Regions from separate parts of the Mus musculus genome. Here regions 2, 3, 4, 5, 6 and 7 are each linked to region 1. Evidence: chromatin loops called from intact Hi-C (ENCODE). Cell type or tissue: heart. All regions are shown on one strand. Region 1 holds the start of AW146154 (expressed sequence AW146154). Region 2 holds the start of Zfp788 (zinc finger protein 788). Region 3 holds the start of AI987944 (expressed sequence AI987944). Region 4 holds the start of Zfp141 (zinc finger protein 141). Region 5 has its middle 33 kb from the start of Gm51480. Region 6 has its middle 87 kb from the start of Gm26327. Region 7 has its middle 24 kb from the start of Gm26327.

Region 1 (4,000 bases):
AAGAAAAAGAAAAAGAAAAAGAAAAAGAAAAAGAAAAAGAAAAAGAAAAAGAAAAAGAAAAGGAGTTCTATTTTACTCCCAATACATGAGGGCGTACCTGGCTCTATCAAGCATGTTCCTGGGTTTGAGAAAGAGCTATGCCATTTTCTATACATAAGGGCCTCACAGAAAGCCTTGCTTGATCAAGCCAGTCCTGGACCCAACAGTGTTTTCCCTTTTCAAAGAGTTGCCAGCCGGTGTTCTCCTGCGAATATGGCAGAACTATGCTTTTTCTCAAGAAGAAAACTAGCAGCACTTTGTGATAAACAGCCTTTAATGTTGATTGGGACTCTAGAACGCTCCCTTGAGCAGCCAGTTCTTTGCTATGAGGATGGCCCTAGTGGCTGGTTGCCAATCAGAGTAGCCTCCTTTGTTAAGCACTGGAGCACTTTTCTGGACAATCCTAGTGAACAAATATATCTATCCTAGCATCCTGATCTCTAACGGGTCTGGTTAGCACACTACTTATCTGTAGGGTGTCTCAGAGGCATTCCTCCCTCAGCTAAACTCTACTTGCTGTCCCTTACTATCTCCTAAGCATTGGTAAATCCTTTAACATCATCAATTCTACTCTTCATCACAGTTTGATATTGGAGTGCTACCCAACATGAAATGCCTTTTACAACCTCTACAGAATTAACTCCAAATAGGTCTTACAGCTAAATGTTAAATGATAGGGGAGTTAACTTTTAGAAGTAAAGAGAAACTAGGCCTGAGTTTGACATCCTGCTAAGGATGTTTCCACACACAAGTCTCTGTGCCAGATGCTTTGAGCAGATGCAGCCCTCATAGCGAAGTTATTCACATCCACTGCTGGGTTCAGGGAATGACTAGGACAAAAAGGGAAGTAACAGGTGGTCAGATCTGGCCACACTTACCACCCAGACCCAGGGACAAGCCACCATACCAGCTCCTGCAACACAACTGCCTGCTCCTCCCCCCTGTGGGCAGTGGCTCTGCACTCACCATGTCGCGAATTAGCAATTTGCTAGAGCTTCCCTCACAGCACCCAGCAGCAGCGCTTAGAGAAAAACAATCAGAACTTTTCCAGCCCGCTCCGCTACAGAGCTGAAGCTGCCGCAAGGCACCCGGAAGATCCCGCCTCCTTTTCTGACTGGCAGGTCCACCTCAAGGCTCTGATTGGCCCTTAAGTCTTGAGTAACGCGAGTACCTCCCTGAGGGTTAGGGTGTGCAGATGAGACTCCGCATGATGGTTGCTGGCCGGGTCTTCCAGTACAGTACCAGACCTTTTCCAGATACATAGAGATTTGCATTTCAGTAGCACTTGTGTCTGTATTCTACCCGTCTGTCTTTCCATCCCGCACCGGGAAGGACCCATCACCTCAGCTCCTGCCGCCCAGCTGCCTGCTCCTCCCCTTTGTAAACAACGACCCTGCGCTTTCTAAGTCGTGGTGGAATCTGGAGCTTGCTTGAACTACCTTTATTCATTAGGCACTTCCCCTTCTTCCTCCGGAAATGAAGGTGGATATGTAATGGAAATCAAGCTTGAAAATTGTAATTCCCAAATTTGACCTGTAAGCCTCACCTGCCCAGGAACCAGGTTACTTCTAGGAATGCTGGGAATTGTAGTTCTTTGTAAGTAACAAGTCCTCGTGGGAAAGTACGGTGGCCAAATTGATTATCTGTATAAAGCCCTACAACATGTGACCGGGGGCTATCCCAGCTGGGAAATTCTGTGGATATTTCTGATCCAGATCCACCGCTTGGTCAGTACTTAATATTTAATAAACGGTTGCTTCAAATTTGGACGGAAATGGTTGATTTGGTTTTCCAATAAAACTCAGGTTTAAGGTATGGAAGCGCATAAGGAAATAATGGTCCCAAATTCGCTCTTCATTCCGGATAATCGAGGGGTGGGCTGACCCAGCCAAGGTCTCCGGGAAATGCGTTCCCTCTGCAGACTCCCGGGGTGAATGGCAGACTCGGAGAAAAACAGTAAGCTTCCTGTTGGTTCCTGGATTCTGGTTAAGGGGATGGAGTTTGTACACCCGTTCGGGCAATTGAGAGATACCTATCGTTTGTTTGTTTGCTTGTTTGTTTTAGTAATTTCTACGTAATTGGGAGTTCATCCAGGGCCATCAGTTATTTTCTGATCAGTTATTTGCCATGGGAGCTCTGGAAACGCCCTCTACTGACGCTGGGAGGTAGAAACTTAAGTAACCCCGCACTTGAGAACTTCAGCTAGGTCCCAATGCCTAGGCTGTCCAACTAATCAGAGACTTCCAGAGGATACCAGGAATTCCAGGGATTATACAAGGAGTCCGCTGAAACAGTCTCCCATCGGTTAAGTTCTCCTAGATTGATGAAACCTCTGTGTAACACCAATTCAATCTATATTGTTGACTCCTGTTTTGTGTTTTGTCCACTTGTCTAGTGCTTCCTCGTGTGTTACCATAGGGTGGGGGAGGGGGGCGACTAAATTAGAGGAAGGCACAATATAAGAATTTACGGACTTAGAAGCAGAAAAGGCCAATTCTAAATATCGTTGTCTTAGGTATCTGATCTGTCTTTGTGTGTTTTGACTTAAGGCTGTAAGGCACAGTGGCTCAGGGAGCTCCGGGTGCAGCATACATAGTTCCGACCCCACCTGCATCTAACTGACTGTGAAGTTGTCTCTCAATATGAGATGCTCTGACTTGGATTGTATTCAGAAGCTACAGACTCTACCCCAGGCTCAGATACTTCTTCTGCCTTCTCCTACCTGTGTCTAGCTGGCAGGAAAGCTGGGTCGAGAAAAACTTAACATTTTAGAACACCAAGTATGTATAAGGTAGATTTGGAGATAGACAATTCACAAATAGCACTTGGGGCTCATTGGATAGCTTTGTAATGTCCAGAGCTCTGCCCCCAACTGCACAGTGCCAGACCCAGCTCCTCTCCAAATTATGGATGAATCTGTGATTTCTATTCTTGTAAGATTTGTTATTTTGGGCTGGTGAGATGGCTCAGTGGGTTAGAGCACCCGACTGCTCTTCCGAAGGTCCAGAGTTCAAATCCCAGCAACCATATGGTGGCTCACAACCATCCGTAACAAGATCTGACCCCCTCTTCTGGAGTGTCTGAAGACAGCTACAATGTACTTACATTTAATAAATAAATAAATAAATCTTTAAAAAAAAAAAAAGATTTATTTAAAAAAAAAAAAAAAAGATTTGTTATTTTATGGGTAAGAATGCACATAGCTATTGCATGCTGGTTTCCAACTGGTCTTCAAAGCATAAAAATTGTTGTTTCTCATTCCTGTAGCTAGTTTACTGGGCTCAAAGTTCACCTCTGGGTTTTCTAGACACTGGAGTTAATATAATAATAGGAATTGAAATATTGTTTAAATATTGATGATACTAACATTGATTTATAATGTTCTACTTTATTGCTGGCTCAGAAAATTAGTTATGGCTTACCCCTTTTCACACCTAGGCATCATTTTATTGGTTTTGTTTTTTGTTTTTCAAGGCAGGGTTTCTCTGTATAATCCTGGCTCTCCTGGAACTCACTCTGTAGACCAGGCTGGCCTTGAACTCAGAAATCTGCCTGCCTCTGCCTCCCAAGTGCTGGCATCAAAGGTGTGCGCCACCACTGCCCAGCTATGATTTTAAAGTCAGAGTCAAACACTAAAGGACTATTGGCTTATAAGTTATTGGATATGGTTTTAAAAAGTGTGTAATATCTATAACTGAATTAACTTAAACTCGTAACTTGGGGTTAATGATTAAAAGCCTATGCTTACATAATCTTAAACCAAAGGGCTTGATTCCATTCTGTAACATAGACAACACATGACTGATAGCAATCATTTTTTCTCTTCATTCATGTATTTATTCACTCTACATTCCAATATCAGCCTCCTTCTTCTCCCAGTCCCCTGAACACAGCTTCTCCTCCCCACTCAACCCTCTCCCCATCCCCAGAGAAGGGGTTAGTCCCACATCCCCCACCCCTC
Region 2 (4,000 bases), 130 kb after region 1:
CTCTTGGCTATCCTTCTCTTAGTTTTATTATTATTATTATTATTATTATTATTTTGGATTTTTGAGACAGGGTTTTTCTGTCTTCTGAACTTTTGAAGTCTTAATATAGTGAGGGGAAGAAATCTGAAGCGTTTTGTACCTGAAATAATTTTCCTATCACCATCTAAGTTTTTGTTTGTTTGTTTGTTTGCTTGTTTTCGAGACAGGGTTTCTGTGCAGCCCTGGCTGTCCTGGAACTCACTTTGTAGACCAGGCTGGCCTCGAACTCAGAAATCCGCCTGCCTCTGCTTCCCAAGTACTGGGACTAAAGGCGTGCACCACCACTGCCAGGCTCTAAGGTTTTGTTTTTGTTTTTTTATGTCCTCCAACTTTTATATCTTTGAATTATTGACCTCAAGGCACTGTCTACCCTCAAATGTTTTCTTGGATCCTCATAAGTTAAGCTTATACCCTCAGACCTTTCATAAAGCTACATCTTTCTATACAGCTATTGACCATGAGACATAGGTGGTTGATCACTGGGGAACAGTCACTGAAAACCGAGTTTTTTAGATAAGGGAGTAGCAGAAGGTTACATCTTGGAAAGATTACATCTGGAACTTGTATATCTTCTATCATGAAGCCTGTGAGCAAGGCAACCAGTCTGCCTTTTTGTTAAGCGATCTGGTAGTCTTAACTATCTAATGAATTGACTAAAGAGCTAATACAGTAGTGGATTACCTTGGGGTAAGGGGCTGGTCGCCCTATCTAGCTGTTAAGCTGCAGTTAGCTTAGCTGTCAATGTAGTCAGAGATCTGAGAAGAATAAATTATAATCTAGATGTCATATATTAATTTTAATGTGTTTTATAAAATGGAGCCAGTGGTACCAAAGGGAGCGCCTGCCTGCCTAGGCCCATGCCAAAGAGTTCCCTCTGAGAAATCAGCTATAGGATGAACTTAGTATGAAAGGGAGTTTATTTGGAACCTGGGGAAGTCGGTAGAGGCAGAGAAGACGGGGACAGAGAAGAACAGAAGAAAAGAGAAAGAGGGGAAGAGGCTGGCTGGGGACATTAGAGGGAGGGAGGGAGGGAGGGAGGGAGGGAGGGAGGGAGAGAGAGAGAGAGAGAGAGAGAGAGAGAGAGAGAGAGAGAGAGAGAGAGAGAGAGAGAGAGCGCGAGCTTTTTTATCAAGCCAGGCTCTTACCTGGCTGTTGCTAGGTAACTGGTGGGCGGATCATCAAGGAAGTGACCATTACTGATGAATGTTTGCACCCACAAACATAGACAAAAATCTTTGAATTTGTCCCAGCATTACAATAATAAAAAAGGTGTACTAACACTTGGGAAAGAACAGAGTAACAAAACAGTATAATCAGAAACTTAAACACAAAGAAACTAGCTGCCTTATGGTCCAACTCTAAAACTCCACCTATTCCAGTCAGAGTAGTTGCCCATGCCTTCATTCAACAATCAGAACGCGTAGACAGACAGATCTATTGAGTTCTAGGCCAGCTTGGTCTACATGCCAAGTTCTAGCTAGTGAAAGTTACTTAATGAGACTCGGTCTTTTTTTTTTTTTTTTTTTTTTTTTTTAATACGCAATAAGAACCGCTAAAATCATCACTGCTGCAGGGCCCGCACAGCATCAGAGTCCTCAATGGAAGCTTCTGGCCCGTCCAGACAGATCTGCCCAGGGGCCACTAGGAGGGGTCAATCTCAGGTTTCTGAAAACTACTGGACGCTGGCTGTCCCACTGTCACCCGCCCCTATCCCGGGAAAGATGACCACAGCCAACTCGGTCGTTTGCCCTACTCCATCAGGGATCAGTAAGCTGCTACTCGCTTACATAAGCTTCACCACGGCGGGGTTCTGCGCTGTCCTCATGGCTCCGCACAGCGGGCCCACAGTGCACTGCACTCCTGTCCATTGCGTACCTCTCCCTCAGAGGCAAAGCAGAACACTGAGCACCGCCTGCAGGGAAGACCCGCCTCCTATCCGTGCTTTCTGAGGGAACTGCATGTCCCGATGCTTTGATTGGCTAAAGAGGCGTGAGTGACAGACGTTCCCTTTGATGGAAAGGAGAGCTAAAGGCGTAGGGAGAGCCACACTCCTTCCCAGTTGTGTGTTCGCTAAAGGGTGCAGACCTGTTCCAGATCCAGGGAGATTTGCATTTAAGCAGAATTGTGTAGTGGGCAGTGCACATGAGCGACCCTGTGCTCTGAAGCAAGGAGTGCCAACTAAGTGCAAGAAGACAGCCGAGCCAGTTCTGGGAGGAAGAAACAGGTTCTGTGTAAATGTAGATCTCACTGGAGCTCATTCAGGTCCGCACATAGGGCCGAAGGCAGGGCTGGGAGTGACTAGCAGTACTGGTCCCTTCAGTCATGTGCAGCTTAAGGATGCTATCACTCAAACATTGCTAGCCAATCAGAGCTTCCAAGTAGGCAGTCCAATCGAGTGCCAGCGGGAGGCGGGATTTCTTGGCCGCCATGCCACCTTCCAAGCTCTAAGACTGAGGTAGTCGCGTTGGAGACGTTGCTCTGTACGAAGTGCACCGCTGTGACAAATTATGAGGCAAATTATGTGAAGAGAGCGGGTGAGCCTGCAAGCCGCGCTATGGTGAGCAAGGGACCCTTGTCCCCAGATGGGGTGGATCCGATGTGGTGCATCCTCACCGGGGTTGGGGCGGGCCTTTTGGTACTGGCATCAGGATTCCCCCTCCCCGTGGGTTTAGAGTTACTCCCCACCCCCACGCCCTTGCGGGCCTTGGGGGGGGGGGGGGACGACTTGATGAGCTCTGTCCAGCAAGAGGAGTGCCTCGATGTTGGTGACGTCAGTTCCCTGTATGTGAGCACTGGTAGTGTTGTTGGCGTTTCACCACACTGCTAACCTTAAGACCCTCTAGGTTTTCTGTGTTATGTTCTTGATGTTCTGAATGCATGGTGCAGGCTGTATTTAGATTTAGGTTCCCCCCCCCCGGGGTGGGTGGGTGGGAGGGTATAGGGGGGCTTTCGGGATAGCATTTAAAATGTAAATGGAGAAAATATCTAATAAAAAAAAAGGAAAAAAAAAAGAAAAAACGTATTCATTTTTTTTTCCTTTTACAATCTTTTGGGAGAGCACTCCCCATGTTTTAAATCCATATTTATTTATTGCGGGCTGGCAAGTGTGCCAGTGTGCCTGTGGAAGTCAGAGGATAGTTCCTGAGAATAGGTTTCCCACTGTGCTGGCCCCAGGGTTTGAATTCAGGGCAGCAGGCTTGGAGATAGTTACCTTTACTGGGCCTTTCCAGGCCCTCTCCTATTTTAACTTTTTTGAAGGTTTATTTTTATTTTATGTGTATGAGTATGTGCTTGCATGTGTGTATATACCAAATGCATGTGCAGGCCAGAACTGGATTTGGATCTCCAAGAACAGTTTTAGATGCTTTTCAGATGCCACGTGTGTGCTAGAAATTAAACTTGGGTTCTCTTTAAGAGCAACGAGTGGTTTAAACCACTAAGCCGTCTCTTCAGAACCCTAATTATTAGTTTAAGGATTATTTATGTTTTGTATATGTATGTGTCTCTCAGTATAAATGCTACATGTGTGTGATTCCCCACAGAGGCCTGAAGAGGATGTCGGAGGCCTTGAAGGTAATGAATGTTAAATGCTGTCATCAGCCACTGAAGTGAGTGCTGGGAACCAAACTCAGGTTTTCCAAAATAGCACACTCAACTGCTGAGTCATCTCTCCAGCCCTCCGTGTACTTCAGGGGACACTGAGAGACAAGTGTAAAGGTCTCTGGAGAGAGGTGTCCTTCATATCCTCGTCTGTCTGAATCCGTAAGCCCTAGTACTGAGCTTTTCTGTCCTACACAGTTTTCTCTAGGTGGGGCTGAATGGAACTACAGGAAAGTCTGAGATCCTAGCTTGAGTCCCCAAAACCCTCTGTGGCAGTTCCTCTTAACTTCTCTAATGCCAGCCTTTAATACAGTTCCTCATGTTCTTGTGACTCACGACCATAAAATTATTTTTTCATTAA
Region 3 (4,000 bases), 110 kb before region 1:
GTGTCAAGTTGACACAAAACTAGCCAGTACAAGACCCATCAGTGCCCCCAGGAACTAAACCACCAACCAAAGAGTATATATGAGTGGGTTCATGGCTCCTGCTACATATGTAGCAGTAGCAGAGGACTGCCTTAACTAACATCAATGGGAGGGGAGGAGCTTGGTCTTGTGGAAGCTTGTTGCCCCCCTGGGGGTAGGGGGGGATGCTAGAAGGGTGAGGCAGGAGTGGGTGAGTGGGTAGGAACCCTCATAGAGGCAAAGGGGAGGGGATGGGATGGAGGTTGTGGAGGGGAGACCAGGAAGGGACAACATTTGAATGTAAATAAGTAAAATAATTACTACTAATAATAAAGACAAAGGAAGAAAAAAAGGAAAAAGAAAAAGAAAAGTTCTATTTTACTCTCAATACATGAGGGCCTACCTGGCTCTGTCAAGCATGTTCCTGGGTTTGAGAAAGAGCTATGCCATTTTCTATACATAAGGGCCTCACAGAAAGCCTTGCTTGATCAAGCCAGTCCTGGACCCAACAGTGTTTTCCCTTTTCAAAGAGTTGCCAGCCGGTGTTCTCCTGCGAATATGGCAGAACTATGCTTTTTCTCAAGAAGAAAACTAGCAGCACTTTGTGATAAACAGCCTTTAATGTTGATTGGGACTCTATAACGCTCCCTTGAGCAGCCAGTTCTTTGCTATGAGGATGGCCCTAGTGGCTGGTTGTCAATCAGAGTAGCCTCCTTTGTTAAGCACTGGAGCACTTTTCTGGACAATCCTAGTGAACAAATATATCTATCCTAGCATCCTGATCTCTAACGGGTCTGGTTAGCACACTACTTATCTGTAGGGTGTCTCAGAGGCATTCCTCCCTCAGCTAAACTCTACTTGCTGTCGCTTAACTATCTCCTAAGCATTGGTAAATCCTTTAACATCATCAATTCTACTCTTCTACACCACAGTTTGATATGGGAGTGCTACCCAACATGAGATGCCTTTTATAACTTCTACAGAATTAACTCCAAATAGGTCTTACAGCTAAATGTTAAATGATGGGGGAGTTAACTTTTAGAAGTAGAGAAACTAGGCCTCTCTGAGTTTGACATCCTGCTAAGGATGTTTCCACACACAAGTCTCTGAGCCAGATGCTTTGAGCAGATGCCGCCCTCATAGTGAAGTTATTCACAGCCCACCGCTGGGTTCAGGGAATGACTAGGACAAAAAGGGAAGTAACAGGTGGTCAGATCTGGCCACACTTACCACCCAGACCCAGGGACAAGCCACCATACCAACTTCTGCTACACAACTGCCTGCTCCTTCCCTCTGTGGGCAGTGGCTCTGCACTCACCATGTCGCGAATTAGCAACTTGCTAGAGCTTCCCTCACAGCACCCAGCAGCAGCGCTTAGAGAAAAACAATCAGAACTTTTCCAGCAGGGTCCGTTATAGAGCTGAAACTGCCGCAAGGAACCCGGAAGGTCCCGCCTTCTCTCCTGACTGACAAATCCACCCCAAGGCTCCGATTGGTCACTAAGTCTTGCGTAACATGAACAGCTCCACCTCAAGGTTCTGATTGGCCATTAAACCTCCCTTAGGGTTAGAATGTGCAGATGGGACTCCGCTTGGTTGCTGGCCTGGTCTTCCACTACAGTATCATTCTTTCTGCAGATACACAGAGATTTGAATTTCAGTAGCGCTTGTGCCTGTTTTCCAAAAGCATACCCGTCTGTCTTCCCATCCAGCTCTGGGGAGAACCCACCGCGTCAGCTCGGGCTGCTCCTCCCCTTTGTAGGAATTGACCCTGCCCTCCCTAGCTCTCTAAATCGGGAAATCTGGAGCTTGCTTGAACTACCTTTGCTTTATTCATTAGGCACTTCCCTTTCTTCCTCCGGAAATGAAGGTGGATATGTAATGGAAATCAAGCTTGCGTATGTAATTGCCAAAATTAGCCTGTAAGCGTTACCGGCCCAGGAGCCAGGTAACTTCTAGCGATTCTGGGAATTGTAGTTTTTTTTTCTAAGTAACCCTCGTGAGAAAGTGCGGTGGCCAAATTGATTATCTGTATAAACCCCTACAATATGTGACCGGGGGCTATTCCGGCTGGGAAATTCTGCGGATATTTCTGACCCAGGTCCATCTCTTGGTCAGTACCTAATATTTAATAAACTGTTGCTTTTAATTTGGACCGAAATGGTGGTGGGGGGGGGGGAGGAGGAGGAGGGGGGGGGGAGGAGGAGGAGGAGGATGAGGAGGAGGGGAGGAGGAGGAGGAGGAGGAGGAGGAGGAGGAGGAGGAGGAGGAGGAGGAGGAGGAGGAGGAGGAGGAGGAGGAGGAGGAGGAGGAGGAAGAGAAAAAGCCCCAAATTCTCTTTTCATCCCGGATAATGGAGGGGTGGGCTGACCCAGCTGTGTCTAGGGTCTCCAGGAAATGCATTCCCTCTGCAGAATCCCAAGGTGAATGGCAGACTCTAAACAGTAAGCTTCCTGTTGGTTCCTGGATTATGGTTAAGAGATACCCTGTCTGATAAACAGGGTGAAATTGATGGGGTTTGTACACCCCATTCGGGCAATTGGGAGACGCCTATTTTTTTATTTTACTTTTTTATTCTTTATTTTTATGTATTTATTTATTGAGTAATTTCTGCGTAGTTGGAAGTTCATCCAAGGCCATCAGTTATTTTCTGATCCGTTATTTGCCTTGGAGCCTTGGAAATGCCATCTACTGACGCTGGGTGACAGAAACTGCAGTGGCCCAGTATGTGGCAACTTCACCTGGGTTCCAACGCCTAGGCTGTTCAACAAAGCAATTTCCAGAGGATACCAGGCAGTCCAGGGATTATACAAGAAATCAGTTGAAACACAATCCTATTGGTAAAATTGTCATAATCAGTCTGGTGAAACCTCTGTGCGACACCAATTCAGTCTTTACTGTTGTCTGTTTTGTGACTTGTCCACATCCGGTCTGTCCTCGTGGGTTACTATTTAGGGGGCGTCTAAATTAAACAAACACACAATATAAGGACTGATGGACCTAGAAGTAGCAAAGACCAATTTTAAATATTGTTGTCTTATATATCAGATCTGTCTTTGTATGATCTGTCTAGTGAAGCTGAGCCTCTGAATTTGTGATGCTCTGACTTGGGATGGTATCCAGGAGCCAAAGACTCTACCTTTCAGTCTACCTACAGTCGCAGGCCCTTCTTTTGCCTGCTCCTACCTCTGTCTAGCTGGCAGGAAAGCTGGGTCGATAAAAATGTAACATCTTAGAACACCAAGCATGGGTAAGGGGGACTTGCGGTTAAAGAATTCACAAGTAACACTTGGGGCCCAATGGATATCTTTGTAATGTCCAGAGCCTCACATAGAAGCCAAGTGCTGCTGGGCTGCCCTACCCCCAACTGCATTGAGCCAGACCCAGCTCCTCTCCAAAATATGGATGAATCTTTGATTTCTCTGCTTGTAAATTTTGTTGTTTTTGTGTAAGGATGCACGTGGCCATTGCATGCTGGTTTCTCATTGGTCTTCAAAGCATGAAAAATGTTGTTTCTCATTCTTGTAGCTAGTTTACTGGGCTCTAGTTTACTCTGGGTTTTCTGGACACAGGACTTCATATAATAGGAATTCAAATACTTCCAGTATATAGTCAACTTCCTTCCCTAACCACCCACCCAAACTCCTCCCAATGTTCCTTTTGCATTTCCCTCTCTCAGCCTGCCTTGTTGGTAGCTGTTGCCATTAACATCTCACTTCTCAAAACCCTTGGGTCCTTACTTATGAGGAAATTACAAAACACTCCTTTCTACAGCCTACCACTCTCCCTATGTCTTGGAGGCTTATGGACAAGTGCTGTAACACCACGCACATGGTATAAGTTACTGGATTCTTTGTAAATGTCACCAAATATGGTAATACTGCCCTGGCTTCTAGATACACTTTACTGACTTTTATTTACTCAGGTGCTTGGGTGCAACAAATTCAATTACTCATAATTAACTTTGCTTAAAAAGGTTAACA
Region 4 (4,000 bases), 1.0 Mb after region 1:
TTGGGGAACATTCTTTACATCACATTGATATAGGCGATTCTTCAAAATTCATGACAATGCCCATGTCTGGGCTTTAAGCAGATCTCAGGGCACAGAAGTCAGCATTTGAATACACAGTGCATGAGGCCAACCCTCAACAAATTTTAATTTAAAATCAAGGGCAATACATGTCAAAGACACATGTCTCTGAGTGGCCTTGTTCTCCTGAGCTAATCTATTTTCATTCACAGACATGAGGCTGGCAAGCAATATGAAATTTGACAAACTTGGGCTCTGCGAGGCTTGAACTAAATGCTGCCTATCTCCTTATAATACACCTGACAAAGAGCATTTGGTGATCTTACAGAGGTCCCAGGTTCAGTACCCACATGGGGCTCACAACTCTAATTCCAGGGTCTCAGATCTCCTCTTCTGGCTTCTCTGGGCATTAGGCACACACTTGGTGCACCTATATACAACCAGTCAAATGTTCATATGTGTAAAATAAAAACAAACCTTGAAAATGAAACACACACCCAAATCTGCTTTTACTAAAAAGCATTATGCGTGTCTTCTACACTTTGGCTCTTACTACTACTCTGCTGACTCCTAGCCTACTTCATGCCCAGCCCAGCCTCCATAATGCAGTCATCCTGCAGCCTCCGAGTGTAGAGTGCTAAGATTACAGGACAGTCGTGTGCCACCACAACCTGCAGCACTACTTTAATACATAATGCTTGATTTCTAAACTTAACCTTAAATCTGTGCCCTAGAGACAGACATAGGGTCACTAGGTCACTTTAACTATTCTTCTACTTAATGTAACCAATGTGTGGAGTCTCACCCTCTGGTTTTCTTTTCTTTTTTTACCAAATGGTGTGTGTGGGAGGGGGGGTTAGGTGGAGAAAGTAGCTCACTGGGGAAACAGTTTTTGTTTTTTTGTTTGTTTGTTTTTAAGGGCTATTCTTTCTATAGAAAGAAAGAAAGAAAGAAAGAAAGAGAGAGAGAGAGAGAGAGAGAGAGAGAGAGAAAGAAAGAAAGAAAGAGGAAAAACTTATAGGGATGTGTTGCCTGTCAGTGTGTGCACCAGGAGGCCAGAGGGGAGCAGTGGGTTCCTAGGAACTGCAGTTCCTGGCAGCTCAAAGCCACAGTGTGAATGTGGATAGTGGGAACCCAACAGTGCTCATCCACATCTCAGTCCCTCCGCTTTCTGCTTTTCACCTCACTGGTCTCTACAGGAGGCTACTGGTTGAGGCTGGCCCTTGCCTGTTTGGAAGCAGAAACCTAGGCTTCTGACCTAAAACCTCTTTAGAGCACACCTTTCTTTTTTTTTTTTTTTTAAAGATTTATTTATTATATGTAAGTACACTGTAGCTGTCTTCAGACACTCCAGAAGAGGGAGTCACTTGTTACAGATGGTTGTGAGCCACCATGTGGTTGCTGGGATTTGAACTCCGGACCTTCGGAAGAGCAGTCGGGTACTCTTACCCACTGAGCCATCTCACCAGCCCCCAGAGCACACCTTTCTGCTCCCAGCCACACATATGAACCCCTATAGTTATGTAAACTGACAACAGAAATTGAAAATTGAATTCGGTTTAGGTTTTTGTTTTTGTTTTTTAATCCCTTTTCTGTTTTCAGCTCCAGCTCCATATAGGAAATTTAACACCGGGAGGAAATGATCAGAACACCTGGTGTCTGGGGTGAAACTAAGGCTTAAATCCTAGGTAGGATGCCTGGGACCACACTAAACAATTTACCCCTATTCCCTGGTTTTCATACAGTTCCTTCTATTCAATAAAAGCAATCTATTGCTAATACTGCTTAGACTGACATAGATACTGCGTCCCCAGTTTGGGCGAAAACATACATAAATTCATTTTCCCTTTTTCTCTTACTCCTTGGAGTTTTTCTCCAGTTACCAGCTACGCAAACACAAAGGGACCAGAAAGCAGCGCGGTCGCCCTCACAAGCACCGCACATTGATCGCAGGCTCGGATCCTGCAGCGCCCATGCACTCACTCCTGCCCAAACTGTGTCCCTGAACACACAACGTTCTCGAACGATGTGGCAAAATCCCACAGCAGAGCATATCGGTAAGTGACAAAACAAAAGCGAAAACCCCGCAAGAGAAGAATGAAAACAGGGCTGATGCCCACCTGCAGCCATCAGGCAACACAAACCGCGGCGGGACAGCTCGGTGTCCTGCCAGCCTGACGGTCACTCACCTCACGCTGCAACTCACAGAGCCCGGCACAAAGCACGTGGGGCACCAAGTCCACCCGCAGACATGCACAACCCCAACTGTCCAGACTCCAAGCACAAGCGGTCCGAGCAGGAAACTACATCTGGATCCAAGAAGTTGTGCGCCCCTAGGTCACTTCCGGTTGTTTTGTAATGGTTATCACGGCTTACACGCCTCCCACTTCGGGGACGGCGCGCATGCGCGCTACCACTGGCAGAGATAAATCTTGCCAATACTTACTATGGCTCATCTAGTGGTTCTTGCTCTTTCAGAAAGTACCATGGCTGCACTCACGCTCCAGTGATAAGGAAGCTACCATCAAAGTGCCTCAGTTCCTTATAACCAGGCAAGACTGGTGGAAGGTGATGTATTGAAAGCCCAAGGCTGTCTCACGTGGCCACGGGAGTTGTTGCCTACCAGTATTTGTATCTACTTCTAGGAGTCTAACATTGTATCCTCATAAAAGTATCTTTTCTAGTGATTTTTAAATTTTTATTAGACTTATTTCATATATTTTGCCTGCATGTATAATCATGCCCCCCGTGCATACCTACTGGCTGTGGAGGTCAGAAGAAATGATAGGAACCCCTGGGATTGGAGCTACAGGTGATTTTGAGTCCTCATCTGGGTGCTGTGAATGGAAGCCAGAACATCTGCAAGAATAACAACTGCTCTTGGCCAATGTCTCTCCTTTTCTTTGCCTTTTCTCTTTATTTTCACCCGACCTTAAAAGGGTTCTCATTTATTTTTTTTTGAGATTGTCTCACTTTGTTGGCTTGACAGGCTTGGAACTGGCCATGGAGATCATTCTGGCTTTGCACTCTCAGACATCTCATGGCCTCTGTCTTCTTCTGAGTCCTAGGATTAAAGTTGTTTACCACCACACCTGACCTTTTCTCATTTTTCAAAGATTGAAAACTAGGAAGGATTATCAGGAAACAGGAAAGGGAAGCCATATGGAAGATTAAAAGTGAAAATATGAGATGAACCATCATGTGCTTCTGGCTGGAGGTATCTCATGATCCCCAGAGAATAGAACTCTCTTCTTGCTGAGAAGTAAACTGAACCACAGCTCATTCACCAGGAAAATGGAGCACTTGCCTCATAGATGGTGATGACTTACTAACGAGAGGCAGAAGCTGAAGCTGCACATGCATAAAATCAGAAGTTAGTGTCTATACATGAGAGAGAACATGTTGTGATTGTCTTCCTAATAATCCTCAATTGCCTCATTCATCTTTTCCAATTTATTCCATCTTTCTATAGGTTTCATTTTTGATTACCTAATAAAATTCCATTAAATTTATAATAGAGTTTAATTATACATCTGTCTGTATTGATGAACATATAGACTGATACCTTTTATTTGCTTTTGTGAAAATAGTAGAAAGAATAGTGGTAAACAAGGATATGTTAATATCTCTTTGCTATGATATGGATTCCCAGTGTGTGTGTGTGTGTGTGTGTGTGTGTGTGTGTGTACATATACATATGATTAGCTAGGCCACAGGATAGATCTAGTTTTAGTAATTTTAGAAACCAACACTAAGGGTGCATACTGAATCCCTGTTCTCCAAAATACATCTAAACAACCAAAGAACAACAACAAAAACCCCAAATGATTTTATTAAGATTACCACAATCGAAGTTCTCCTCCAACAGTGAGTAAGGCCTCCCTCATTCACATTTAAGCAGAACTTGTTGTCCTTTTCTTTCTTTTCTTTTTTTTTTTCCTTTTTTTGGTTTTTCCAGGCAGAATTTCTCTGTATAACTCTG
Region 5 (4,000 bases), 99 kb after region 1:
CCATTTGCCTAAGAATTTCATGAATTCATTCTTTTTAATAGCTGAGTAGTACTCCATTGTGTAAATGTACCACATTTTCTGTATCCATTCCTCTGTTGATGGACATCTAGATTCTTTCCAGCCTCTGGCTATTATAAATAAGGCTGCTATGAACATAGTGGAGCATGTGTCCTCATTACAAGTTGGAACATCTTCTGGGTATATGCCCAAGAGAGGCATTGCTAGATCTTCCGGTAGTACTATGTCCAATTTTCGGAGGAACCACCAAACTGATTTCCAGAGTGGTTCCTCCACCCTGCATTCTGTTCTCAGTGGGAAGATCTAGACCATCTGTGAACTGGCCACGATGACACATTGCTGTGTAATCCTAGCATTTGAATAGTATAGACAAGAAGATCAGAGTTAAATTCAAGGCCAGCTTGGCCTAAATAGTTCTAGACCATCCAGGGCTAGAGTGCAAATACTTACCCTATGTGTAGACACCTCACATTATCCTTGGCTTTAGTCTCATATTCTACATTAGGTTTACTGATTTATTTACAGTGCTGGATGCATTCCCTATTTTATTGTCTCTCCCCATTTACCATTATTTCTAATGTACACCTAGTTCTGCAATTGTTTTTATTATGCAACTTAAAAAGGAAAGTTTACTTCTCAGCAAGAAGAGAGCTCTGTTCTCTGGGGATCATGAGATTCCTCCAGCCAGAAGCACATGATGGTTCATCTCATATTTTCTCTTTTAATCTTCCATATGGCTTTCCTTTCATGTTTCCTGATAATCCTTCCTAGTTTTCAATCTTTGAAAAATGAGAAAAGGTCAGGTGTGGTGGTAAACAACTTTAATCTTAGCACTCAGAAGACAGAGGCCATGAGATGTCTGAGAGTGCAAAGCCAGAATGATCTCCATGGCTAGTTCCAAGCCTGTCACGCCAACAAAGTGAGACAATCTCAAAAATAAATAATTGAGAACCCTTTTAAGGTCGGGTGAAAATAAAGGGAAAAGGCAAAGAAAAGGAGAGACATTGGCCAAGAGCAGTTGCTTCCATTTACAGCACCCAGACAAGGACTCAAAATCATCTGTAGCTCCAATCCCAGGGGGTCCTACCCTTTCTTCTGACCTCCACAACCACTAGGCATGCACGGGGGGCATGATTATACATGCAGGCAAAATATATGAAATAAGTCTAATAAAAATTTAAAAATCACTAGAAAAGGTATTTTTATGAGGATACAATTTCAGACTCCTAGAAGTAGTTACAAATACTGGTAGGCAACAACTCCCGTGGCCACGTGAGACAGCCTTGGGCTTTCAGTACATCACCTTCCACCAGTCTTGCCCGGTTGTAAGGAACTGAGGCACTTTGATGATGGCTTCCTTATCACTGGAGCGTGAGTGCGGCCCTGGTACTTTCTGAAGGAGCAAGAACCACTAGATGAGCCATAGTAAGTATTGGCAAGATTTACCTCTGCCAGTGGTAGCGCGCACGCGCGCCGTCCCCCAAGTGGGAGGCGTGTAAGCCGTGATAACCATTACAAAACAACCGGAAGTGACCTAGGGGCGCGCAACTTCTTGGATCCAGATGTAGTTTCCTGCTAGGACCGCTTGTGCTTGGAGGCTGGACCGTTGGGGTTGTGCATGTCTGCGGGTGGACTTGGTGCCCCACGTGCTTTGTGCCGGGCTCTGTGAGTTGCAGCGTGAGGTGAGTGACCGTCAGGCTGGCAGGACACCGGGCTGTCGCGCCGCGGTTTGTGCTGCCTGATGGCTGCAGGTGGGCATCAGCCCTGTTTTCGTTCTTCTCTTGCGGGGTTTTCGCTTCTGTTTTGTCACTTACCGATATGCTCTGCTGTGGGATTTTGCCACATCGTTCGAGAACGTTGTGTGTTCAGGGACACAGTTTGGGCAGGAGTCAGTGCATGGGCGCTGCAGGATCCGAGCCTAAGATCAATGTGCTGTGCTTGTTGAGGGCGACCGCGCTGCTTTCTGGTCCCTTAGTGTTTGAGTAGCTGGTAAGTGGTCTGTGAGAGGAGAAAAACTCCAAGGAGTAAGAGAAAACGGGAAAATGAATTTATGTACATTTTGGCCCAAACTGGGACCAAACGTATTTATGTCGCCCTACGCAGTAGTAGCAATTGCTTTTATTGAGTAGAGGGAACTGTATGAAAGCCAGGGAATAGGGGTAAGCTGTTTAGTGTGGTCCCAGTCATCCAAGCAGGGATTTAAGCCTTAGTTTCACCCCAGACACCAGGTGTTCTGATCATTTCCTCCCCGTGTTATATTTTCTATATGGAGCTGGAGCTGAAAACAGAAAAGGAATTTAAAAACAAAAAACAAACAAACAAAAGAACTAAACCGAATTCAATTTCTATTGTCAGTTTACATAACTATTGGGGTCCATATGTGTGGCTAAGTTGGAGGCTGGCCTGTGCTAGGAGCAGAAAGGTGTGCTCTAAAGAGGTTTTAGGTCAGAAGCCTAGTTTTCTGCATCCAAACAGTCAAGGGCCAGCCTCAACCAGTAGCCTCCTGTAGAGACCAGTGAGGTGAAAAGCAGAAAGCGGAGGGACTGAGATGTGGATGAGCACTGTTGGGTTCCCACTATCCACATTCACACTGTGGCTTTGAGCTGCCAGGAAATGCAGTTCCTAGGAATCCACTGCTCCCCCTCTGGCCTCCTGGTGCACACACAGACAGCCAACAATCCCTATAATTTTTTCCTTTTCCTTTTCCTTTTCCTTTTCCTTTTCCTTTTCCTTTTCCTTTTCCTTTTTCTTTTTAAAAAAAATTTTTGAATAGAAAGAATAGGCCTTTGACAAAATTCTTTTTCCCCAGTGAGCTACTTTCTCCACCTAACCCCCCTCACACACACATCATTTGGTAAAAAAAGAAAAGAGAACCAGAGGGTGAGACTCCACACATTGGTTACATTAAGCAGAAGAATAGTTAAAGTGACCTAGTGATCCCATGTCTGTCTCTAGTGCACAGATTTAAGGTTAAGTTTAGAAATCAAGCTTTATGTATTAAAGTAGTGCTGCAGGTTGTGGTGGCACACGACTGTCCTGTAATCTTAGCACTCTACACTCGGAGGCTGCAGGATGACTGCATTATGGAGGCTGGGCTGGGCATGAAGTAGGCTAGGAGTCAGCAGTGTAGAAGTAAGAGCCAAAGTGTAGAAGACATGCATAATGCTTTTTAGAAAAAGCAGATTTGTGTGTGTGTTTCATTTTCAAGGTTTGTTTTTATTTTACATATATGAATGAGTATTTGACTGGTTGTATATAGGTACACCAAGTGTGTGCCTAATGCCCAGAGAAGCCAGAAGAGATCTGAGACCCTGGAATGTGGAGGAGGTTGTGAGCCCCATGTGGGTACTGAACCTGGGACCTCTGCAAGGTCACCAAGTGCTCATAATCTCTGAGCCATCGTTTATGACTTTTTTTTTTTTTGTTCTCTTACTACAACAATTTTGCCAAGCATATGACGAGATAGACAGCATTTAGTTCAAGCCTGGTAGGGCACAAGTTTGTCAGATTCTATATTGCTTGCCAGCCTCCTGGAGAACATGGCCACTCAGAGACATGTGTCTTTGACATGTATTGTCCTTGATTTTAAACGTTGTTGAGGGTTAGTCTTATGCACTGTGTATTCAGATGCTGATTTCTGTGCCCAGAGATCTGCTTATACCCCAGCCATAGGCAATGTCATGAGGCAAGGGTACAAGAGAAGAAGGCCATGAGGTAGAGGAAGAAGGAGATTGTTGCTATGAGGTCAGGCATGAGGAGGCTTCACGAACAAGGGGGTTCTCCATGTGCACCGCTAGCTACACCAAGGAGCCCAGGAGAGACTAAATGTAAGTAACTCGGAGTGTGTGGCTGGGAAGTAGAGTAGCTAGGTAGCATCAAGGCTTAAAAGTTTTGCTCAGCTATTCTGATTAAAGCTTAATGACTAAATCAGTAGATCTGTGTCTCAATTAGTTGGGAGCAAGGCAGGTTAGGAAAACTGCCA
Region 6 (4,000 bases), 1.8 Mb before region 1:
GTTCCCATATCTTTGAAGCATTCTTATTTCCCTGTCAGACTCCTGGCTAGCCACTTAGTGAATGGCACTCCTTTGCTATATATTCCTACTATTTGTCACAAACTTCTTTCTAATGCATGGCACCAACTAGCCACCACCCCCTTGGCCCAAATGAATCTTTCCTTTATGTAATTTCTCTCAGATATTTAATGTTAGTGTGACAAAGTGACACTAATATAAATGCTGGAGGTTGGGTAGTGGTAAGACACACTATTTATAGTTTCTAGGGACCCATTTATGGTGAATGATTGGGCATAAGTTTTCATAGCAAATGTAGTCTGTGACTTAAAATCAGAGAGGCATCTCACTCATTTGGCAAAGCCAAATGTTAGGCAGCTGGCATAGCACTGGTCTGCCCTGTGTTAGGAACAGTGACCAAGATGCACAGGTCCTTATGCACCTCTGAGAGGGACACAAATAAACGACTAGAGCAATCGGATGTGACAGTAGGTGTGGAGAAGGAAATGACAACCTGGGACTAAGCAGATGATCACCGCTCTTGCAGGGAACACAGGTTCAGTTCCACACACTCACAAGCTGTCTCTCAACCACCTGCAACTCCAGTTCTAAGGTGCCTGAGAAACTCTTCCAGCCTCCACAGCTTCCCTCAGGCACAGGACACACATAAACTCTTGCAGGCATACACAAGTGCACACAAAAGTAATAACTCAGTCCAGAGAAAATACTTTAGAGTGGATGGATTTGCTTTGGTTCACTGTTTCAGAGGGTTCAGGACTTAGGTGGTTGGGCAAAACCTCATGGAAGTAGGAGTTTATGGCAAAGGAACTCTTTGCGGCAGAGAGAAAGCAGGGAGGGGGGCTACCACAAGAGTCCACAGAGACATATAGCTGATAGAAGTAAGTCCAGGGTCTTAATAAAAGAGACCACCACTCCAAATGAAGTGTCTGGAAAAGGCAAACTTCACTCTAGCACAAGAGGGAACTCCCCAAGACCGGAACTTGGGTTTTATTCTAAGGAAGGTGGTGACTGTCTTTTGATTTGAATTAAGTTTTTCCTTCATCGGCTAGGGTCCAGCCTCACAATCTTATTCATTCGGCTACGTTGGAAAGAATTGTTGCATAGGAAATGAAGAGGAAGGGAAAAGGAAGCAACGCAGTCCTAGAATACGGAAGTGGGGCTTTGAGTAAATGAAAGGTTTTACTGGATAAACAGATAAGACTATTAGAACTACTTGTCCTAAACGTATTGTTATGGTAAGACTCATTCTTGATATTTGTTACATAGCCCAAAGAACCCAACCTGGGTGAACTGCCTCCTCCAATTAGGTCTCACCTCTAACTGCCATTCAACAAACTAACAAACAAATCATTAAGTTGTGAATATACCAAAGTCCTGATCATCTAATGGGCTCTTGAAATGTCCTCTCAGTCACACCTAAAGGCATGCTCACTACCATCCTCCCCACCCACCACCCACCCCACCCCCGCTGCCCCGCCCACATTTCTTAACCCTATCAAGTCCACAAGGAGCCCTGGGAACCCACAGAAGCTCTGTCTGCATAGCAGTGTGGTACCATTCAAAAGCATTCCAGTAGATGGCAATAAAGTTCCATGTAACTTCGTGGAATCCTTTGTCCCAGTAAAGTCTGCATTAGATTTTTTTTTTTTTTCTTTTCAACAGTTGGAGTGAAAATGTGTCGCTGGGGAAGGGATGTGTTTCTCCCCTCTTATTTACACTAAGCTGGCTTACCAGTTAGTGGTGCCACAAGCTTTTGTCTTAGCACAAGGTATTGTAGAAGAAGCGTGCTGACATTTCCAAGAATATTTTGAAGGATGCAAAATCCACTCGATATGAATAGGTATCTGAACAGAGGGTACACAGTTCAACATATAAAATAGGAAAAGAATTGCCGCAGAGAAGCCTATCAAGTCTGCTGAGCCTGACCTTGCCTGCCCTATGGCATCTTCTGAGTGACTGGGCTGCCCAGAAGCACCTTGGAGTAGAGCTCTGATGAGCTTCAGTGAGGCGTCGACTGTGGAACTGTGGAACTGTGTCAGTGGGCACTCTGGCTGCCACAGAGCTAGTGCAAGGCATAGTGTCACTTGCCATCAAAATCTTCTCGGTTTCTGAGTGCAGAATGAGGATATGAGTTGTGAGTTCAGACAGCAGTCGACAGCCAGCATCTTATCTGAATTTGCCCTGGTTTCCACGTTTTCAGAGTGAGAGGTAAGAATTTACTTCAGGAGAGCTTTACCTCGAACATGAGACTCTAGACTAAGAAGAACTCTGTTCACAGGAAAGGGGACTTTATGGGCTTTGCAGAGTCTGGGAGAGGGGGTATCATCTCCCACTTGCTTCCTCCTAGGAAATGGGTTTGATAAATACTTGGGAGTGAACAGGCAGAGGAGAGGATCTTCCAGACTTTTACTTTCAGTGTTTCGAAGCAGTAAGCTACAACCAAGGGGTATTTGGGCGCCCAGCAGGCAGCAGGAAGCCCCAGCAGGATAGGTAATTAGACCTCACAGCCAGAGGCCCAGCTCTTCTCACCCTGAAATAGAAGACAGAGAGGTTGGGGGTGGATTTCTTGGGTCTGGCTGAAAAGTCAGACCCAAGGAGAGTCTTCATAGAGTCAGCCCATCTCACCATTTAAATTCCATGCTCTCTTTAATCAGAACGTTCTTTAATGGGTTGTCTGGGAGCACATTTGAACCTCGTTGAAGCCCACTGTCTGCAAATCCAACTGGGTAGGAGGCTTAATCCGTTTTTGTTTTTTGTTTTTTATTTATTTTTTATTTTTTGATACTCACAGGTCCCTCAGCCTTGCTGAACAAGGGACAAAATGAGAATTCTTAGAGTTAAATATTACATCCAACCTTAAAACTGCCTTGTGTAGCAATGTCTTTAAATCCTAGCGTACATTTTCCTTTCCCAAGGAGCAACATAGCCTAGTATCTTTCACCTGTGTCTTGGCTTTTAGGTTCAGGTTCTGGGCCTCAAGTTGTCTTTATCTTGTGTACTTTTAATTTTTGAATGTGCCTCGGTATGTTACCGCTCATCTTTCTGTCAGTCTTTTTAAATGTTCATGCTAAGTTACAAGGAAAGAGAATTCCCAAATTTCAGAACATCAAAATCTGCACCTGAGGTTGCCCTGGGGTAGCGTTCCTTACCCTTCTATCCACTTCAGAATCTCTGGGGTGGGTGGAGGCTTTAAGAGTCCAAGACCTTGAGCCTTATCCCAATAGGTGTGGTATGGACTCCTGGGGCCTCAACATCTTCCCAGCTGAGTCCAGTGTGTGACAGTCCTGTGCTGAGTTCACAGTGAGCACAGGTCTCCACCAGCCCCCTGTCCAGAGAGCTCTGGTTCCCTTCCCCATGGGGTCACAGTTGAAAGCCTTGAGGCTTCCTGGTTATGTACTGTGCTGGCAGAGCCAAGCTATGCAGTAAGGACTTAGCTGCTCTGTGCTCTGTGACCAGATACTGTAGTCCTTAAGTGTGTCTTGGTATGGATTTTTGTGACTGTAATGATAAGCAAAGCCTTTGCTCTATCCTTTTAGGTTTAGGCTAAGTGGGGTAGACATAAAGGCACCAGAACCAGGGGAGTCTTGGTTGTGCCACGTCTTATGATGGTCGTATGACTGGGAAACCAGGATGTGGTGGGGAGCTGTATTCAAGGTAACATGTCTAGGACCAGTCCCCAACTTCTGTTTTTGTTTTTGTTTTTTCTGGCACTCTACTCTCTCACGCATGGGTGGAGAGTGTTCCTGGAGAGGCCATGACCATGTGCTGGTGCTGGGAGGAACCTTAAAAGGTTAGATGGCATCTGTCCTGTTCAGCAAGGACTCCATCCACTTAACCATGAGCACTCATTTTCTTAAACTTCTCGGGGGGGTGGGTGGAGAGAGAGAGAGAGAGAGAGAGAGAGAGAGAGAGAGAGAGAGAGAGAGAGAGAGAGAGAGAGAGAGTCATTCTATAGCTCTACCTGTCCTGGAACCTACGATAT
Region 7 (4,000 bases), 1.8 Mb before region 1:
TATATTAAAAGTATATGAAAAAATAGATTTTCAATTAAAATAAAATAAAAAAATCTTCTGAGTGGGCCTTTGGAGGACCCATGTCATTACTTCAGATTATTCTTACTGATTCCCCAGATATATATGTATGTATATATGGAATTTATTGGAATGCATCATAGGCTGCAGTCCAAATAATGCAACAATGGCTACTGAATGGGAAATCAAAGAGTCTAGTAGTGGCTCAGTCCCAATAAGGCTGGTCTTTCTATGGTGGAATCTTGAAGAAGTGGGCTCTAATGCCAGTGAAGGGATGGATGTGCTAGCAAGGCGAGGGCAAGAAGGCAAAGAGCTGGCACTTCTTGATCTCACATAACTCATAAGCTGTTTAACTGGTTGCAGTCTCACCGAGGAAGCCAAGTCTTGGGGATATTTTAGTGGCTGCCACTGAGGGAATCCTACTGTCCAGAAATGCTGTTATATATCCTATGCCTAGGACACCCGTGCTGATGGCTGCCTGCTCCACGATGTCATGAAAACCTTACGGTGAGTAGCAATGGTGGTGGAACATTAATGACATTCTGGAAAGCAGAAACAGAATGCCTCAAAGAGAATTCAGTCCACCAAGGCAACAAGGGCACGGCAGAGCACTTGTGTGGTAGTAGACAGAAAGTGGAGAGACGTAGGAAGCTGGCACTTAGCTGGCATTTTCCTTTCCTCTTTATTCCATCTAGGGCCCCAGTGTATGGGATGGTGTCACCTACGTTCACAGTGAGTTTTTCCTGCCACTTAATCCTCTCTGGACACACCCTCACAGGCATACCCACAGGTTTCAAACCCAGTCAAACTGACAGTGCATATTAAGCATCCCAGAGAATATGACTTAGTGACTTTTTATTTTAAAGATCAATAAACAGAGGCGCATAAAGATTTGTTTTACATTTGAAGAAAGAGCTAAGAGTTCAGACCGAAATTCCTTTAGGTTCCCCAGACCCTTTTCTTTCTGGTAGAAATACATATCTTATTGTTTTAAGTCAGCATGCAATGTAACAGGCTTCATTTTGGCTTTCTAGTGTGTACTTTCTTTGGGTTGATTCTTCTGGGTTCCTCTCCTGTACATTCCAGCTACTTTGTTATAAGGTCTCAGATTACAGGTTCAATAGGAACAGTGGTAGATTGTCCTATTGTGTAAGAGATTTATTAGGAGAGTGAATAATAGCATAGACAGCACGAAGCAAGCTCTCAGGAGAGTTCCATGTGTCAGAGAGGGGGTATGAGGTGTGCTGCTCGCAGCCGTTGATAGATGGGGTGCTTGGTAAGCTTCCTTTGGGAACGTGAGAATTGTACAGTCATGGCAGCAAGCAGCGTGTCTAGCATTTCTCTTACATCAGTGAGGATGGAGACTGGGGAGGCTGCTGCTGCTGAGTGTAGGACGAGTAGCCCAGAATCCAAACCTAGCAGCCTTATTTTATTATTATTATTATTATTATTATTATTATTATTATTATTTTACTTATTCATTTTATATCCTGCTCACTGCCACCTCCCACAGTCCTTTCTCCTCCCCCCACTTCTCTGAGCAGGTGGGGAGCCCCCTGGGTATCCTCCCACCCTGGCACAATAAATCTCTGTGAGGCTAGGCGCATCTTCTCCCACTAAGACCAGAAAAATCAGTCCAGCTAGAAGAACATATCCCACAGACAGGCAACAGCTTTTGGAATAGCCCTTGCTGAAGTTGTCCGGGACCCACATGAAGACCAAGCTCACATCTACTACATGTATGTGAGGAGGCTTAGGTTCAGCCTGTGTGTATTCTTTGGTTGGTGGTTCAGTCTCTGAGAACCCCAAGTGTCCAGGTAGGTTGATTCTATTGGTCTTTCATCTCTGTTACCTTAGGGGCTGGCAACCTGTCCTCCTGTCCTTCCATAAGACTCCCCAGGCTCCATCCAGTGCTTAGCTGTGGGTCTCTGTATCTTTCTGAGTCAGCTACTAGGTTGAGCCTCTCAGAGGACAGCCATGTTAGGCTACAATCTGGAGGCATAAAAGAGTATCATTAATACTCTTAATAGTGTCATTAATCATTAATAGTGTCAGATATTGGTGTTTGCCTATAGGATGGATTTCAAGTCAGGCTGGTTATTGGTTGGCCATTCCCTCAGTCTCTGCTCCATTCCCTATCCCTGAAACTCTTATAAACTGGATAAATTTTGGATCAAAAGTTTTGTGAGTGGGTTGGTGTCCCTATTGCACCATTGGGGTTCCTGCCTGGCTACAGGAGATGGCCTCTTTAGCTTCCCTATTCCCAGTGCCTAACAGCTTTCTACTCCTATTCTTCTGTACCCCTGTGTTATCATCTAGGGCTCTTGAGTGGATTTATTTTCTCTGTCAATTAAAAGAATAAAAAGGCAGGAAATATATCTTGGACAGGAAGTAACAGATAAGTTTCATCAAAGGTGAAGAAGTGCAGACAGTTGTTGGGAGCCGCCCCCACATTCGCCGTCACAAGATGGCGCTGACATCCTGTGTTCTAAGTGGTAAACAAATAATCTGCGCATGTGCCAAGGGTATTTTACGACTACTTGTACTCTGCTTTTCCCGTGAACGTCAGCTCGGCCATGGGCTGCAGCCAATCAGGGAGTGATGCGTCCTAAGTGAAGGATAACTCCTCCTTAAAGGGGACGGGGGTTTCCGCCACTCTCTCTCGCTGGCATCTCTCTGGCTCTGCGCGCCCTGCGCTCTCTCGCTGCCTAAAGATGTAAACAATAGAGCGCGCTCTGCGCTTTGGCGCGCCGGAGCGGAGCTCTGGCTCCTAAAGATGTAAGAATAGAAGGGGCTTTCGTTTTTGGGGCTGGGCGCTGGGCGCTTGCCCTCCTGGCTCCAAAAGATGTAAGCAATAAAGTTTTGCCGCAGAAGATTCTGGTCTGTTGTGTTCTTCCTCGTCGGGCGCGCGAACGCTATTAAGAGACAGTCAGAAAGACAGAGGGAAAGATTGCCTGCGGGGGAGAGACGGGCCAAGACCGTTTTTTCCCGTGGAGGGCTGGCTGGGGTTTTTTAATGTTTTTGCTGGGCTGAAATGAATCTCTTCTCCATAATTTAGGATTTATCAGTTTAGACAAAGAAAAGGAAGCTGACACACCCACTGCTTTGGGTAATGATGTCTAGGTCCATCCCTGCTGGTGAGAGAAAAGGCCTGCCAGCCTTTGTCTGAGATCAGGAGGAGGAAGAAGCATCGAGAAGCATGGCATCTGCATTTATCTCTCACTGGTCCCTTCCCCGATCTGTCTAGCTCCTATTCCCATACTCACCTTCTGATTTTTATGTCATGCTGTATTTCTTAGGTTTGCCAGTGGAAACCACATTGGTGTCACAGCACTGGTGTCAGGGAAAGGAGGAAGGGAGCTGAGGATAGTGTTGTAAAGCCCTGAAGTCATATTTCACAAGACCACACAGTATCAATGTCTGTGTACATTCAGCACATGGTCCTTGGGCTCTGGCTGCTTTGAGAACCTGGAGCCCTAATCTGAGCTCACGGATCCTCTCCTGCCACATACATCTCCAATGTCAGCAAACTATATGGGCTTAGGGAAAACTACTTTCTTTTGCCCTTCTTCAGATGCAGCCGTGTCTCAGGCTTTACACGCAATACCATCTATGGCCAAGACAGATGAAAAGTCTTCTCTACGAAGTGAGGGAGGAGGTAAACCAGGTGGACGTAGGTATTCATAAACAAGCAGGAGGCAGCCAGCTGTGGGAGGGCATGTGCAATTGCCGAACCACTGGTATCAGCAATCAGACCTGGGAGCTGAGTGGATGAAGAATAAAAATGAGCTGTTGGCTCCAGGGAGGTTCTGCTGTCACATCAAAAAGATTAAAGTTACCCGTGTCTTTCTGTGTCCTAATTGCATTCTGTCACATTGCTGTCTGTAGATAGTGTGAGAACCTACAGGAGCCAAACAAGGCAAATAGACCATTCCATTGTTCCACAGACCCTGTAGAAGGGGCTGAATGAACAGGATCATGG

The links. Hi-C counts contacts between places; a loop is a spot of excess contacts. Peaks named below come from ENCODE experiments on the same cell type or tissue, not always from the same donor. Only the 100,000 strongest peaks of a DNase experiment are listed, where the experiment ranks them.
Region 2: it touches region 1 in a loop (4-fold over the local background); 20 of 42 quality-filtered maps call a loop at or near these places.
Region 3: a loop joins it to region 1, with 5 times the contacts of the local background. A loop is called at or near these places in 24 of 42 quality-filtered maps.
Region 4: a loop joins it to region 1, with 5 times the contacts of the local background. A loop is called at or near these places in 6 of 42 quality-filtered maps.
Region 5: it touches region 1 in a loop (2.5-fold over the local background); 16 of 42 quality-filtered maps call a loop at or near these places.
Region 6: it touches region 1 in a loop (4-fold over the local background); 6 of 42 quality-filtered maps call a loop at or near these places.
Region 7: a loop joins it to region 1, with 4 times the contacts of the local background. A loop is called at or near these places in 3 of 42 quality-filtered maps.

The regions. Positions count from the first base shown.
Region 1 is chr7:41,498,289-41,502,288 of GRCm38, forward strand. It overlaps AW146154 (expressed sequence AW146154), which reads right to left and starts at 1,602. Exons shown (of 4, transcript NM_001033530.3): 1 at 1,006-1,602. The coding sequence starts at 1,008. In heart, CTCF peaks have their summits at 1,563 and 2,182 (motif pointing left); DNase peaks (open chromatin) are centred at 1,183, 1,943 and 2,073; H3K4me3 peaks cover 1,784 bases; H3K27ac peaks cover 1,541 bases.
Region 2 is chr7:41,631,099-41,635,098 of GRCm38, forward strand. It overlaps Zfp788 (zinc finger protein 788), which reads left to right and starts at 2,433. Exons shown (of 6, transcript NM_023363.3): 1 at 2,433-2,596; 2 at 3,582-3,612. It overlaps Gm51480 (a long non-coding RNA gene), which reads right to left and starts at 1,915. Exons shown (of 3, transcript XR_003946761.1): 1 at 1,827-1,915. In heart, a CTCF peak has its summit at 1,881; DNase peaks (open chromatin) are centred at 1,873 and 2,423; H3K4me3 peaks cover 2,125 bases; H3K27ac peaks cover 1,930 bases.
Region 3 is chr7:41,391,891-41,395,890 of GRCm38, forward strand. It overlaps AI987944 (expressed sequence AI987944), which reads right to left and starts at 1,489. Exons shown (of 5, transcript NM_001199330.1): 1 at 1,337-1,489. Gm17102 (predicted gene 17102) reads left to right here and starts at 1,808. Exons shown (of 2, transcript NR_166533.1): 1 at 1,808-2,130. In heart, a CTCF peak has its summit at 1,559; a DNase peak (open chromatin) is centred at 1,541; H3K4me3 peaks cover 1,773 bases; H3K27ac peaks cover 1,246 bases.
Region 4 is chr7:42,503,403-42,507,402 of GRCm38, forward strand. It overlaps Zfp141 (zinc finger protein 141), which reads right to left and starts at 2,351. Exons shown (of 7, transcript NM_001309388.1): 1 at 2,208-2,351. It overlaps Gm35353 (a long non-coding RNA gene), which reads left to right and starts at 2,425. Exons shown (of 3, transcript XR_391403.4): 1 at 2,425-3,391. In heart, a CTCF peak has its summit at 2,289; a DNase peak (open chromatin) is centred at 2,319; H3K4me3 peaks cover 1,243 bases; H3K27ac peaks cover 1,079 bases.
Region 5 is chr7:41,597,701-41,601,700 of GRCm38, forward strand. No RefSeq gene overlaps it. Among named protein-coding and RNA genes, the nearest start is that of Gm51480, 33 kb to the right of the region's middle. In heart, a CTCF peak has its summit at 1,628; a DNase peak (open chromatin) is centred at 1,541; H3K4me3 peaks cover 1,779 bases; H3K27ac peaks cover 1,099 bases.
Region 6 is chr7:39,714,963-39,718,962 of GRCm38, forward strand. No RefSeq gene overlaps it. Among named protein-coding and RNA genes, the nearest start is that of Gm26327, 87 kb to the left of the region's middle. In heart, a CTCF peak has its summit at 1,601 (motif pointing right); no DNase peak of the experiment used is centred here.
Region 7 is chr7:39,652,791-39,656,790 of GRCm38, forward strand. No RefSeq gene overlaps it. Among named protein-coding and RNA genes, the nearest start is that of Gm26327, 24 kb to the left of the region's middle. In heart, a CTCF peak has its summit at 2,455 (motif pointing right); a DNase peak (open chromatin) is centred at 2,601; H3K4me3 peaks cover 1,120 bases; H3K27ac peaks cover 960 bases.